Regions from separate parts of the Homo sapiens genome. Here region 1 is linked to region 2. The links are chromatin contacts, found by Hi-C or POLR2A ChIA-PET in ENCODE. All regions are on one chromosome and are shown on one strand. Each heading gives the region's core, a stretch centred on a gene start or an enhancer-like site at or near the end of the contact. The rest is flanking DNA. Distances are from core to core; before and after follow the strand shown. Region 1 holds the start of BLCAP (BLCAP apoptosis inducing factor). Region 2 holds the start of AHCY (adenosylhomocysteinase).

The links. A loop is a pair of places that touch in the nucleus more often than their neighbours do. ChIA-PET counts read pairs that join two places held with the same protein, here RNA polymerase II (POLR2A). Pooled maps may share reads with other maps.
Region 1: a loop to region 2 is called in a map of naive thymus-derived CD4-positive, alpha-beta T cell, with 17 times the contacts of the local background. The contact joins the promoter of BLCAP here to the promoter of AHCY in region 2. A Hi-C loop is called at or near these places in 1 of 168 maps with a recorded cell type or tissue (naive thymus-derived CD4-positive, alpha-beta T cell) and 5 of 50 pooled maps. POLR2A ChIA-PET finds 5 or more read pairs at or near these places in 1 of 52 experiments (RWPE1).

What each region holds. Positions count from the first base shown.
Region 1 is chr20:37,524,636-37,532,376 of GRCh38, forward strand. BLCAP (BLCAP apoptosis inducing factor) reads right to left here and starts at 3,241. Exons shown (of 2, transcript NM_006698.4): 1 at 3,158-3,241. It also overlaps the pseudogene PPIAP3. RefSeq lists enhancers at 1,609-2,327, 3,045-3,762, 3,084-3,133, 3,224-3,533.
Region 2 is chr20:34,301,574-34,309,030 of GRCh38, forward strand. AHCY (adenosylhomocysteinase) reads right to left here and starts at 1,782. Exons shown (of 10, transcript NM_000687.4): 1 at 1,670-1,782. The coding sequence starts at 1,697. RefSeq lists a silencer at 1,157-1,386 and enhancers at 1,957-2,006, 2,027-2,146.

The DNA.
Region 1 (7,741 bases), core at 1,991-4,490, 3.2 Mb after region 2:
CGAATCCCTTAGTCACAGCTGTCACAAATACTTCTGAAGCACAAAGTACCTTGCCCCCTTAAGCCTGATCATGTTTCCCTCCCCTAAGCAAGCCCTTAAGTTTCTTAGCCCAATCACCAGCACCTCTAAAGGCATCTAAAACTTCATTCGGTATCAGAGAATTATAGGGGTGGGGAGGTGCAGATCCCGGTTCTGGTCTTGACTTTGCCATCAATCAGCCTAGGGAACCTGGACATGTCACCTTGTACCCTTCATCTCCAGTTTCCCTCTCGAAGAGGGCCTTTGAGATGCCAGTGAACCCTAACACGCTAGAAACTGCCATAGCAGTGGCAATCAGGACTCATCAGGACTTGAAGAGGATGTGCAATCTGAGACTTCATCTTTCTTAGGCTGGGTGGCTATAGCTGCTACCATAGCCTGAAGGTGAGGCAGGTCTCCTCTCGCCCCAGTGTGACTCATCAGCAGGCAATGCCCACACCTCCTCCCTTCTGAACCCCATATCTTGGCAGGCCTCAAAACTGGGAGTTTCTGTGGTTTTCCACACTAAACCCACAGAATCATGAACATACCAACATGTGTTCTCCATGAAGGCTGACCCTCCCTTCGGAGCTTTTGAGGGGTATGCCCATAGCCCCACTGCCCTTCTTGATGCTCTAACCTCAGCCCAAGTGACAAGGTAGCAGATTTCAGGGAGGTAGGCCAAAGCAGCATGGTAAGAGCTGGCTGCTCTGGACACAGCACCTCTTGTGCCCCCACTTAGAGGACAAGAGGCTCCTGGTAGCCCCAGAGCTTTCCATATCATCTTGGCAAAGCCCTTTTCCTCCATCCGTCCATCAGCAGGGCTGTGAGTGTGGCAAGGTGAGATGACAGATTTCCAGGCAAGGGCTGCCCTGGTGGCCTGCACCTGCACGTGTGGGCTTCAATGTGCAATGTCCACTCCCCATTTGCATCCTCCACCCACAAAACTTCATGTTCTGGCAGCAAACTTAACCCACCAGAGAAGACAGTGCATTCACTTTCCATCCAGTGCAATGCCATGCAATGCCTAGATGGTCCAAACACACCTTGTTTATAAAATTTTTTCCACAAACTATACCATTAAACATTTTATTCTGATAGAGAGCAATGCGAAGAATTGAAAATGACTAGTGTTTTACTGCACAGCCCTTAGTCACAGTGCTGAACGTCCCCTTTGCCTAAACCATCATTGCTCCCAGAAGACTTTGCCCCCACAAGGCCAAGGACAGAGCAGATCGGTTGGGAAGGAATTGGGAATAGCTCTGTGGGACTCCAGCAACAGGTGAGAGACCCTTGAGACTAATACTCCAGGATGTTAGTTTCTTAGCCTAACGAACTGAAGTTAAGTCCAGAGGTGTTTAGGTACCATGACTTTTAGGGGTGCAGGGTGCTATGTGACACTGTTACCTTTATCTGTGGAATATTTGAATTGTCACTGAAGGAAGGGATGTCTGCTGTCAGGGAAGGGCAGGGGCAAGTTCCTTGAGCTTGGGCAACGGATTACTGTTGGATCGGGGAGCAGGTTTGCTGTGAGCCATTTACTAGATATCTATTTTGAAATGTGTATCTCCTCAGGAGCCAACACCCCAAAGGGAGATTCTGAATTTGCAGTTAACTTCCCCCCCCCACCGCCCCCACCCCCCCTCAGAGATTTAAACGTGTGCACTCATGCACATACACAAAACACTAGTCAAACAACAATCTCTTTTCCCCCCGGTAACCTCTGACTTCCTCTATATGCCCCAGAGACACGTTGTCACCATCTTCCCTGGGAGTGATCCTGTTTATCCTCCCCTCCCCGACTTGCCCTCCCACAGGGCCCATGCATGCCCCAGCAGGATCCAGATTCCTGAGCATTTCCAGAGCAGGAAGTCAGAGAGGCAGGCAACGCGTGGTTCTTGGTATATCGCACAGGGACAGGCTTGAAATGGAATGCATGTGTTTCAAAGATAGGAGAACAACAACAAAAAAAGACAGTCTAACCCAGATTCCTCTTTGAAACAACATATTACAGATTAAAGGTTAAACTGTTTTTGGCAGCAACTCTAACAAGACTAATTTCAGATATGGAATTGACCTGGTCACTGGAAACCGACCAGGCTTCCCGTGATCAAATCTTTTAACAGATTTGCTTGACATTAATTAGTCTCTGATTTAAAACAAACAAGCAAACAAGATCTAACACTTGGCATTAGCACTTAAGCTGGAACTTTTTTTTGGTCCCAGCTTTGGTGTTGCCGTCCAGAAGGCTGACGGGATGACTGGACCATGTCAGGCAGGGCAGAGAAGCCGTCCCCAACACACCAGTTCCCTGAAAGGGATAGACGATCCAAACCTATAAACAGAAAGGCTGTTTCTTTCCGAGGACAGACCCCAGTCTCCCAACATTCGGCGATGAAATGGGACACGGAGGCCTGGAAGGAAACTAAAGGAGATTTGGAAAGGGGAAGGAAAAAACAACTGTCCCCCATCCCCCATGCTTCCTTTCCAGGCCATTAGTGCGCCAGGCATTCCGTTCCTTCAGCTGCCCTTGAGGGCCACTCCCCACGTCTATAGAAGGAAAGGGAAGGGATGTCCACCCTTGATGTAAAGTTGGAGGGAGTAAGAAGCGCCCGCGACTCTTAGCAGAGCGTCAGCCTATCACCCCAGACACCGAAGCGGAGCCTCAGGAGACCCTCTCTCCCCTCACCCCCACGTCCCCCCACCTCCCCCCCAAAAAAGCAACTAAAGCAACGCAACTAAACTGATGGGGACAGAATGACAGGCCTCTCACAAGCTGGGCACCCTGCCGTGGAACCCGGGGCTGCAGAGATGGTGGTCGCGCTCCCAGCCCCGTGCCCCCGGCTCTGCCTGTCTCATCCTGCAAGGGCGCTGACCTTGGACAAGGCCAGAGCCAGCACCCAGGAGTACTATGACCCACCTCCGGGCTGGGAAGGGACCCCCCAAGGCCCAGGCTAGGTCCAATCACGGCAATCACCTGAAGCCGGACAGGGGCGCCCTGCCTTCCCGGGGTATGCGGAAGGAAAACCCCAGTGACGGGGACCCGGCGACGCCTAAGGTGACCCAGAAGGGACAATATGGCGGCGCGGCCGCATGGAGGGCCTCTCATCCCGCCCCAAGCAGGTTGACGCCACGGTACCTGCAAGCCCTGCCATGGCGCCGCCGCCACTGTCGCCGTCTGCCGCAGCCTGCCTCCACCTCAGCTCGCCACCGACGCCGCAGGAAGCCGGGGAGACGCCCCCTTAGTCTTCTAGTCGAGCCGGCCGAGGACCCATCCTGGGATCGGGCTGTCTACCGCAAACGCCTGATCACAAGGTCCGAAGTGGGGGCTCATCCTCGCCCCATTTCCCGTAAATATCAGCCACAGACCACCTTTGAGGACTTTGTATGCACTTTTACAAAACTCTGGGAGCCCCGAGATCTTCAAGCCCGAATAATTTTTATCAGGCGCAGTGTGGACAGCCCCGAAGCGCGGCCGGGTCCCCTCATGCATATGCAGCAGATTGTGATCCTTACTCCGTGAGCGCTGGGCGGGCCGGGTTGTGTTCATGTTGGTGAACCCGCTTCGTTCTTGCCCGCGTGGATGGTCCGTGGACTCCGGGAAAACCTTCTCGTGGCTCAAAGTCCACCCCCTCCCTAGCGTTTCATCATGCAGCCAAGGCTCAGGAGCTGAAAGGTCCGGGCTCAGAACTTGGGACTGCCTTGGGTCAGGCCTCGGCTCCCCCACTTGCCCCGTACCTTGGGCCAGCGAGCCCCTCGCCCACCCCGACCCGGCTTCTGTTGAAATGCCCACCTTAGGGCTTTTATGAGGCTTGAATGAGTCCGTGTAGTCATTTATTAGCTAATTAAGCATATTCCTTGGGCGCTTACTGTACCCAAGCGCAGTGCTAAGGGCAGGTAGAGTCGGTAACCTGGGTCTGTCCCTGACCTCAAGGCACTGCCAGTCTAATGGCGGGTAGGCGGGGAGACAGTCATATAATCACTGTATATTAGTGACTTTAATCAATACATAATTACACATCATGGGAAGTGCTGTGAGAAGAAGTAGAGAGTGTTAGGAGAAATTAATGGAGTACTAATGTAGGGAAAGGGTGGAACCTCCTTGGGAAGATGGCATTTAGGTTGAGAAACAAAGGACGATTAGGGTAAGAGTGAGAGGGGAAATGTTCTAGGCAGAAAGAACATTTGTCCCAGATCTGGAGCTGGGAAGCGGCAGAGTTGGGGTGAGGTGAGCACAGAAGAAAACAGGTCAGCTACATACTGAATTTGGCTTTTCTCTTGAGAGTCAGGGAAGCCATTTTCATCAGGAAGAGGATAGCAAATTAGGATTTCTGAAAGGCCACCCAGGCCGCATGGCTTGGAAAGCACTCAGGAGTGGGTGTAGGCAGACCAGTTAGGAGGTGGTTGCAGCTTTCCAGACAAAAGCCAATGCTGACTCAGACAGGGTGGTAGCTTGGGGAGGTGAAGGGAAGGGTGGAAGATTGGACTTGGGTGGATGTGGAGGCATTGGCAATAACTCCTCGCTAGGTTTTAGCCTTGAGTAAATGAAAGGGTAAAAGATTCCTTGACCAAGACAATAAAGCCTGAAAGAGGAACGGACTGAGGGGGAAGATCAAGTTCGGCTTTGAGAAGTTAAGTTTGAAATGTCGGGGCAACATGCAGGCAGAGAGGGTGAGTAGGCAGGTTTATGTGACACAGAAGCTGCGAACGGAGGCTGGGGCAGGAGATACATATTTGGGGGCCATCAATACAAAGGTCATGGTGCTGGGTGAGAACGCAAGTGAAAGAAGGTGGAGAGAAAAGAAGAGGAGGATCCGGGAAAGGAGACTAAGAAGCAGTGGCCAGTGGGGTAGAAAGAGGACCAAGTGAGTGTGGGTCCTAGAGAGGAGGTTTCAGGAAGGAGGGAGTGCTCAGTGGGGCTGATGCTGTTGAGAACAGAAATGGAGCCGTTGGGGTTTGGGAATAAAGAAGGTTGGTGGACTGTATCTTTTATGTTGCAAGTTAAACACACAACTACATCAAGTGGCTTAAAAAAATAAGTAGCCTGCCACTCAGTGGCTAGGCAGTGTCATCAAGGACTGAGGTTCATTTTATCTTCTGTCCTTGTGCTGGTTTATGCTCATGGCCACAAGATGGCTATCCAGTTCCTGAGGTCACATCCAAAGCAAGGAGATGTCCATTTCTCCTCCAGCTGAGACTCAAAACAGGCCTGAATGTGGCCTCCCACCATCCTGCTGCTTACAGGCTAAAGGATCAATGCATCCATGGCAGCCACACCCAGTATCCAACACTGAATGACAAGAGGAGTCTTGTAGTGGAAGCTCTTGTTTAGAAAAAGAGAGAGCTGGCTTTGCAGATGCCGCTGGGATCCCCATACTATCAGCCATGGTCAGCCCCACCTTGTTCTTTGACATCACTGTCGATGACGCGCCCTTAGGCCCCTACTCCTTCGAGCTGTTTGCAGACAAGATTCCAAAGACAGCAGAAAACTTTCGTGCTGTGAGCACTGGAGAGAAAGGATTTGGTTAAAAGGTTTCCTGCTTTCACAGAATTATTCCAGGATTTATATGTCAGGGTGGTGACTTCACATGCCATAATGGCACTGGTGGCAAGTCCATCTGTGGGGAGAAATCTGATGATGAGAACTTCATCCTAAAGCATACAGGTCCTGGCATCTTGTCCGTGGTAAATGCTGGACCCAACACAAACGGTTCCCAGTTTGTCATCTGCACTGCCAAGACTGAGTGGTTGGATGGCAAGCATGTAGTCTTTGGCAAGGTGAAAGAAGAAAGAAGGCATGAAGATCGTGGAGGCCATGGAGCGCTTTGGGTCCAGGAATGGCAAGACCAGCAAGAAGATCACCATTGCTGACTGTAGACAACTCCAATAAGTTTGACTTGTGTTTTATCTTCACCACCAGACCATTCCTTCTGTAGCTCAGGAGAGCACCCTTCCACCCCATTTGCTCCCAGTATCCTAGAATCTTTGTGCTCTCGCTGCAGTTCCCTTTGGGTTTCATGTTTTCCTTGTTCCCTTCCATGCCCAGGTGGATTGCAGAGTTTATGATTATGAAATAAAAACTAACAAAAAAAGAAAAAGAGAGCTGAATGTTGAGAGGCTGTGGAGCAACAAATTCTTGCAGTGCTGACGGCAGAGCAAATTGGTACAGCCACTTTGGAAAACCAGCATCTACAAAATCTAAACATACACCTATGCTGTGATCTAGAATTTCCACTCCTAGGTATGTACCCGAGAGAAATGAGTGCCTATGTTTACATGGAGACTTGTGCAAGAATGTTCATAGCAGACTTATTCATAGCTCAAATTGGAAATAGTTCAATGTCCATCACTGGAGAATGGATAAATTGTGGCATGTTCATGCAATGGAATACTGTGTTTTACATATAAAAGAACAAACTACTGTTACATGTAATAGCACCAGTTAATCTCACATATAGTATGTGGACTAAAAGAAGCCAGATACAAAACAGTACATACCATATGAATCCATTCATATAAAGCTCAACTAATCTATAGGGTTAGAAATCAAAATGGTAGTTACCTGGGTCAGGTCAGGAGTAGGGATGGGAAAGGAGCAAGAGGAGCTTTTCTGGGATGCTGGAAGGATTATATCTTCTTCTGGCTGGTGATTATGTAAGTGAAAATTCATCAAGTAAAAATTCACCATAAGACTAGGGGACTTCGGGAGGCAGAGGCTGCAGTGAGCCAAGATCGTGCCACTGCTCTCCAGTCTGGGCGACAGAATGAGACCCTGTTTCGGGGGAAAAAGAAAGAAAGAAAGAAAAAAGACTGGGGGCTTTATATACTTTACGTATGTTATACCTCAAGAAAAATAGAAGAAAGGGGCTGGGTGTGGTGGCTCACGCCTGTAATCCCAACACTTTGGGAGGCCAAGGCAGGTGGATCATGAGATCGGGAATTTGAGACCAGCCTGGCCAACATGGTGAAACCCTGTCTCTACTAAAAATATAAAAATTAGCTGGGTGTGGTGGCACGCGCCTGTAATCCCAGCTACCCGGGAGGCTGAGGCAGGAGAATCACTTGAACCTGGGAGGTGGAGGTTGCAGTGAGCCAAGATGGCACCACTGCACTCCAGCCTGGGCGACAGAGCGAGATTCCATCTCAAAAACAGAAACAAGAAAAATGGAAGAAAGGAAGGGGTCCTGCCATCCCATGGAATGTGACATGCTGCTAAACAAGGATCAGGTCTGTTTTGCGGGATACCACCTTCCAGTAACTTCAGGCTGAGTGTTAGCATGTACAAGGCCTCAGTGGCCAGCCCTTTCTCCCTGGGGCCCAGAAAACTGGGGAAGCTGAGGCAGGGCTTCTAATGCACATGGAACTCGCTCCTGCTCAGCTGGACCCTTTCCCCTCTGTCCTCAAGATTGCTCCACCTTCCCAGCTCAGTTCCAGGCTGTGGAAACACCATCAACACCGGCTTTGACTTGAGAGACCTGGAAGGTCATTCTGCCCTAAAATTTTGCTGAGCCAAACTCAACTTCCTACCAAGGCTTCCCCAACTTGCTCCCACCCACCAGACACCTGGAGTCACCCATGACTCCTGCTCCCTCTTGCTCCATACTCCTCAACTCTTGCCCATTGCTCCTGAATTTCCTTTAGGCCTTTTCTGTCCCCACTGCCAAAGTTTGGTCCAGGCCACCATCCCTTCTCCCCTGAACCCTGCAGCAACCTCCTCACTGGT
Region 2 (7,457 bases), core at 532-3,031:
TGATCAAGATCTGGCATACAGCAGGGCCTCCTTCCTCCAGCCCCACCCAGCTAAGCTCCCCATCCCCAAATCCAGCTTTATCTCCACCCACACAACCCAATGGCCCCAATCCTGACCCACTAATCTCTCCACAGTATGACAAGCCCCCATTCCAGCTCTACTATTGATGTGACCTTCACATAACCTTTCTGGGTTCAGTTTCAGCATCCACACAATGGAGACAGTCTACTCTGGTAGCAACTTGATGAACTACTTCAACAGAATCTTTGCAAGTCACCTCCCAAGGGCCTCAGTTTCATGCTCTATATAACGGGATTACGTCCACCTCTATGAAGATTATTGTGTAAACACACGTAAATCACCAGATATACAGCAAGTGTTTCCATAAATGTGGATGGCATTCTCCAGACTTAATAGTGTCTTTTTTTGTTTGTTTTTTTTTTTTGAGACAGGGTCTTGCTCTGTTGCCCAGGTTGGAGCGTGGTGGTGCAATCTCGGCTCACTGCAACCTCCGTCTCCCCGGCTCAAACAGTCCTCCTGCCTCAGCCTCCCGAGTAGCTGGGAATGAAGGCGCCCGCCACCACGCCCAGCTAGTTTTTGTATTTTTGGTAGAGATAGCGTTTCACCACGTTGGCCAGGCTGGTCTCGAACTCTTGACCTCAAGTGATTCGCCCACCTCGGCCTCTCAAAGTGCTGGGACTACAGGGGTGAGCCACCACACCCGGTCCAATAGTGTCAAAGTTACTTGAAAAGCTACCAGCCAAACTGAACTGGTTTTTGCTGAAAATTCACTAGGATTGTTCCGCGTGTATTCGCTTGCACACAGTGGTGAAAGGGTGCGCTCAGAGATCTAGATGGCCTGCGTTCCAATCTTGCTCCATCACCACCAGCTGTAAGACTGAGGGCAAGTTACCTCTGCCTCAGGATTCTCATCATAAAATGAGAACAGTTTCCCTATAGAGCCATGAGACTAGAATAAAGCTAGAAGGCAGTGCCGATCCCACAGGAAACACTAAGTAAACGTTAACTATCCCTGTATTACACTTCAATCGGTGGGACAGCAGGATTTTTCAAACCACTCCAAATTTTCTTCGAGATTTCTGCAAGGCTGCCCCTGCTGGAGGGGTGGGGGACCCCACAGGTTGGGTAACTGGCCCAAAGTCCCAGGGGAGAGGAGGATCGGAGCCGGCCTGGGGCTCGCTTTCCAGGCCTCTCCTCATACACCCTCCGGGGTGCCCTCGCCGTCCCTGTAGGAGGCCCAGAGAGGGGTGGACGCTCGTCGGGGCCGCCCAGCTGGACAGGGTCCGGTCCAGGCCTAGGAGGCCGGGCGCAGGCCCCCCGAGCAGGGTCCGGCAGGTGCCAGCCGTCCCAGGCCGTGGCCAGGTGTGCTCTCCCGCGGAGCACGCCGCCAGTTTGCGGCTCGCAGACCGCGCGGCGGCCCCGGCGTCGCGGGGCATGCTGGGACTTGTAGTCCACGGCCACCCGGAACGGCCCGCTCATGGCCGCGCGAGAACTCCAACTTCCAGCTGGCTTCGCGCGGCCAGAAACGCGCCGAGGCTGCGATTCCAGGGGGTCCAGAGAGCCCCGAGTCGGCCCTGCAGCCCCCGCCACGAACAAGCCCCGGGCGGGTGCCGGGCGGCCGCAACCGGCTGCAGGTCCTGGGACTCACCGACTTTGTAGGGCAGTTTGTCAGACATGCTGGCGGCACTCGTGATGGAAACGGGCGAAGGGGGCTGGGCCTCAGTCTGGGAACAGGAACTGGGCGGGCAGCGCCGAGCAGGGATATGCGCGTGGCGCCGACGCCTTTAAATATCTTCCTCGCACTTGCATATTCATGACCCGCTGGGGCGGGGCCCAACGCGCAGGGCGGAGCCGGAGGGGATTTCGATCCCTGAAAAGAAGCCTCAGAATTTCACAAGGCGTGGCCCCAGGAGTCTCACTCACCGGTCCGGAAGGGAGCGCCGGGAGAGGCCTGAGAGCCAGCCGGGCCGTCCTCTCGCTGGTTCAGCCAGTTGATTCAGTGTCAAAACCCAGCGGAACTGAAATTCCGCCAGTTCACTTCCCTGTGCCTCAATTTCCTCATCTGTAAAATGGGCCAAATGACATCTGCCACACAGATTATTATAAGTAAAGTTGCAGGCCAGGCGCGGTGGCTCACACCTGTAATCCCAGCACTTTGGGAGGCCAAGGCGGGAGGATCGCTTGAGCCCAGGAGTTCAAGACCATCCTGGGCAACACAGTGAGACCTGAACTCTACAAAAAAAAATTAAAAATTAGCCGGGCGTGGTGGCGCGCGCTTGTGGTCCCAGCTACTTGGGACGCGGAGGCGGGAGGGAGGATCTTTTGAGCCTGGAGATCGAGGCTGCAGTGAGCTATCATCCCACCACAGCACTTGAGCCTGGGCGAAAGGGCAAGACCCTATCTCAAAAAAACCAAAACAAAGTTAAGTTGCCATTTGTCAGGTACCTACTGACATCCCAAACATTCGCCTTACTCCAAGTAACCAACACCCTGAATTTAAGTAAGTTTGCATACATTTCTTATACTTTTACTGCATCCGTATATCATTAAATAGTTCTGTGTTTAGCACCTTTATATATCAACCGTATTTACCCTTCTGCAACTTGCTTTTTTCTGTGAGCATTATATTTATGAGACTCATGCATATAGCTTGAGTATATTCATTTTTGCTGCTGTATAATTCAGTCATCCCAGGCATGGGAAGGGGAAATTGGTTTCAGGACCTCTGTGGACTCCAAAACCCTTCTATGTTCAAGTCCCTCATATAAAATGAGGCAGTATTGGCATATAACCTATGCACATTCCTCCGTACACTTTAATCATCTCTAGATTACTTATAACTAATATAATGTAAATGCTATGCAAATGGTTGTTTTGTAATTTGTATTATTTTTATAGTTATGTTTTTTTAATTGCTTTTTTTCCCCTGAATTTTTTTTTTTTTTTATGGAGTCTCACTCTGTCGCCCACACTGGAGTGCAGTGGCACCATCTAGGCTCGCTGCAACCTCCACCTCCCGGGTTCAAGCAATTCTCCTGCCTCAGCCTCCCGAGTGGCTTGGATTACAGGCACGCACCACCACACCTGGCTAATTTTGTTTTTTCTTTTTTTGAGATAGAGTTTGGCGCTTGTTGCCCAGGCTGGAGTGCAATGGCATGATCTTGGCTCACACCAACCTCTGCCTCCCGGATTCAAGCGATTCTCTTGCCTCAGCCTCCCGAGTAGCTGGGATTACAGGCATGAGCCACCACGCCTGGCTAATTTTGTATTTTTAGTAGAGACGGGGTTTCTCCATATTGGTCAGGCTAATCTCGAACTCCCGACCTCAGGTGATCCGCCAGCCTCTGCCTCCCAAAGTGCTGGGATTACTGGCGTGAGCCACCGTGCCCGGCCTCTACTCATTTTTTAACCTAAAAATGAGAAAAGAATTAAACTCTTCTGGCCGGGCGCGTGGCTCACGCCTGTAATCCCAGCACATTGGGAGGCCGAGGCGGGCGGATCACGGGGTCAGGAAATCGAGACCATCCTGGCTAACAGGGTAAAACCCCATCTCTACTAAAAATACAAAAAAAAAAAAAAATTAGCTGGGCGTGGTGTCGGGAGCCTGTAGTCCCAGCTACTCGCAAGGCTGAGGCAGGAGAATGGCGTGAACCCGGGAGGCCGAGCTTGCAGTGAGCCGAGATCGCACCACTGCACTCCGGCCTGGGCGACGGAGGGAGACTCTTGTCTCAAAAAATAAAAAATAAAAATAAGAATTAAGGTCTTCTATGACATAGTAAATGTATTGGTCTCACTTGATCTGTACATCTGACCTCTGTCTGAGAGTCATGAGGGCCGATGTCAAGCAGAGACTTCCTGAGGGAACGAGGGTCCACGCCTGGGAGGTGGGCAGCAGGGTCCTCACGCATCCCTTTCAGCATTCTGCAGTGCATTGCAGTGTGTAGTGAGTCGTGTCAGTCTAACTAAACGTAGGATCATGTTACTAGGTTGTCCTACGAGAACAGAAAAATGGCTTCAAAATATTCCTGCAAAGAAATGGCAAGTTCCAGATACTGTGAAAATTACCAGCACAGCAAACAAGTAGAAAAGGACACAGCTGACAGGTCTCTTTCTGGTATGAATGCTGGTCTTTGTCAGCCATGTTGTAAGGAATGTAATAAAATTTGAGAAAACAATGAAAAAGACACTTTGAAATATGAATTTACGGACCAGGCGCAGTGACTCACACCTGTAATCCCAGCACTTTGGAAGCCGGGGCGAGTGGATCACTTGGGGTCAGGAGTTCCAGACCAGCCTGGCCAACATAGTGAAACCCTGTATCTACTAAAAATACAAAAATTAGCCGGGCGTGATGGTGCACGTCTGTAAACTCAGCTACTCAGGAGGCTGAGGGACAAGAATTGTTTGAACCCAGGAGGCGGATGTTGCATTGAGCCAAGATTGCGCCACCGCACTCCAGCCTGGGTGACAGAACAAGACTGCCTCAAAAAAAAAAAAAAAAAAAGAAAAAAAAAGAAATGTGAATTTACATGCCCTCTCATTAATTAATGATGACTCTCATCCTCACTGTATATCGTGCTTTGAGATATCAGCTAATGAGATATTTGCTAATATTTGTACCGTTAAGTTCATATGAACAAAACTTTGGAGACTGCTGGTCTCAGGAGAAGGTCTAAGCACCTTAGTCTGGCCTTATGCAACCTCTCTAGCAGCAGAATGTTCTAGCCTATGGATATATTGCAATTGATATAGCCAATTTCCTATTATTTCAGCTTCTTTTTTTTTTTTTTTGAGAAAGAGTGTCTCTCTGTTGCCCAGGCTGGAGTGCAATGGTGTGATCTCGGCTCACTGCAACCTCTGTCTCCCAGGTTCAAAGTGATTCTCGTACCTTAGCCTCCCAAGTACCTGGGATTACAGGCACACGCTCCCACACCCGGATAATTTTTGTATTTTTAATAGAGACGGTGTTTCACCATGTTGGCCAGACTGGTCTTGAACTTCTGACATCAAGTGATCCTCCCGCCTTGGCCTTCCAAAGTGCTGGGATTACAGGTGTAAGCCACCACGCCCAGCCAGGTTCTTTTAATGGATGAACAGTTAAACAAATTGGTACAGCCATACCATGAAATAATACTCAGCAAAAGGAATAAACTTTGATAAATGCAGCAACCTGGATGAATCCTTAGAGAATTATGCTGAGTGACAAAAACCAATTCCAATATATTACATAGTATATTATTTCATTTCTATAATATTCTTGAAATGACCAAATTATAGAAATGAACCACAGATTAGTGGTTGCCAGGTATTAGGTAGGGGACGGGAGCAAGAGAGAGGTAAATGTGGCTGTAAAAGGGCAACATGAGGAAACTTTGTGGTGATGGAATGTTCTGGATCTTGCTTTATCATTGTCAGTATCCTAGTTGAGATGTTTTATTATGGTTTTGCAAGATGTCACCATTGGGAGAAAGCGAGCAAAGGGCATTGGGATTTCTCTGTGTTTTCTTTGTTTCTTTTTTCTTTTTCTTTTTTTTTTTTTTTGAGACAGGGTCTGCTATCTAGGCTCACAGCAACCTCCACCTCTCCCAGGCTCAAGCCATTCTCCTGCCTCAGCCTCCTGAGTAGCTGGGATTACAGGTGCATGTCGCTACCACCCGGCTAATATTTATATTTTTAGTAGAGATGGGCTTTCGCCATGTTGGCCAGGCTGGTCTTGAACCTCTGACCTCAAATGATCCACCTGCTTCAGCCTCCCAACATGCTGAGGTTTTTTTGTTTTTTGTTTTTTGTTTTTTTTGTCGGAGTTTCGCTCTTGTTGCCCAGGCTGGAATGCAATGGCAAAATCTTGGCTCACTGCAACCTCCTCCTCCCAAGTTCAAGCAATTCTCATGCCTCAGCCTCCTGAGCAGCTGGGATTACAGGCACATGCCACCGTGTCCAGCTAATTTTGTATTTTTAGTAGAGATGGGGTTTCTCCATGTTGGTCAGGCTGGTCTCGAACTCCTGACCTCGGGTGATCCGCCCGCCCTGGCTTCCCAAAGTATTGGGATTACAGGCGTGAGCCACCGTGCCCAGCCCCCTGTGTTTTCTTACAACTGCACATGAATCTACAATTATCTCAAAATAAAAGGTTTAATTACAAATGATAATGTTCATTGTTGGTGAGTGTATGGCAAAGTTTTGTCACCCATTAAATTAAAAAAATTTTTTAACTTTTATTTTAGTTCAGGGGTACCTGTGCCAGTTTGGTACATAGGTAAACTGGTGAGTTGGGGGTTTGGTGTACAGATTATTTCATCACCTGGGTACGAAGCACAGCACCTAAGTTTTTTTTTTTCTAAACCTCTCCCTTTTCTCACCCTCATCCCTCAAATAGGGCCCATGTCCATTGTTCCCTCTCTCTGTTGATGTGTTTTCATTATTTAGCTTCCACTTATAAGTGAGAACATGCTGTATTTGGTTTTCTGTTCCTGGGTTAGTTTGTTAAGGATAATGGCCTCCAGTTGCATCTATGTTCCTGCAAAGGACATGATCTTGTTCTTTTTTATGCATGCATAGTATTCCATGGTGTATATGTACCACGTTTTCTTTATCCAGTCTACCATTAATGGGAATTTAGGTTGACTCTATGTCTTTGCTATTGTGAATAGTACCTGTTAAATTTTAAAAGATTTGGCCAGGTGTGGTGGCTCAGGCCTATAGTCCCAGCACTTTGGGAGGCCAAGGCAGGTGGATCACTTGAGGTCAGGAGTTCAAGGCCAGCCTGGCCAACATGGCAAAACCGCATCTCTACTAAAAATACAAAATTAGCCGGGCATGGTGGCATGCACCTGTAATCCCAGTTACTTGTGAGGCTGAGGCAGGACAGTTGCTTGAATCTGGGAGGTGGAGGTTGCAGTGAGCCAAGATTATGCCACTGCACTCCAGACTTGGTGACAGAGAGAGACTCTGTCTAAAGAAAAAGAAAATTTTTTTTAAGTATTTGAAATCCATAATTATACCCAATTTTGGAGAGTATCAAGACTAGGAACCAAATTTCTGAAGGGTAATTAATTTGGCAATTTTTTTTTTTTTTTTGACACAGAGAGTTGCTCTGTCACCCAGGCTGGGGTGCAGTGGTGCGATCTCTGTTCACTGCAACCTCCGCCTCCCGGGTTCAAGCGATTCTCCTGCCTCAGCCTCCTGAGTAGCTGGGATTACAAGCACCCACCACGATGCCCAGCTAATTCTTATATTTTTAGTAGAGACGGGGTTTCACCATGTTGGTCAGGCTGGTCTTGAACTTCTGAGCCCAGGTGATCTGCCTGCCTCGGCCTCCCAAAGTGCTGGGATTACAGGCGTGAGCCACTGCGCCTGGCCAATTTTTTTTTTTTTTTTTTTTTTGAGATGGAGTCTCCCTCTGCTGCTCAAGCTAGGGTACAGTGGCACACTCTCAG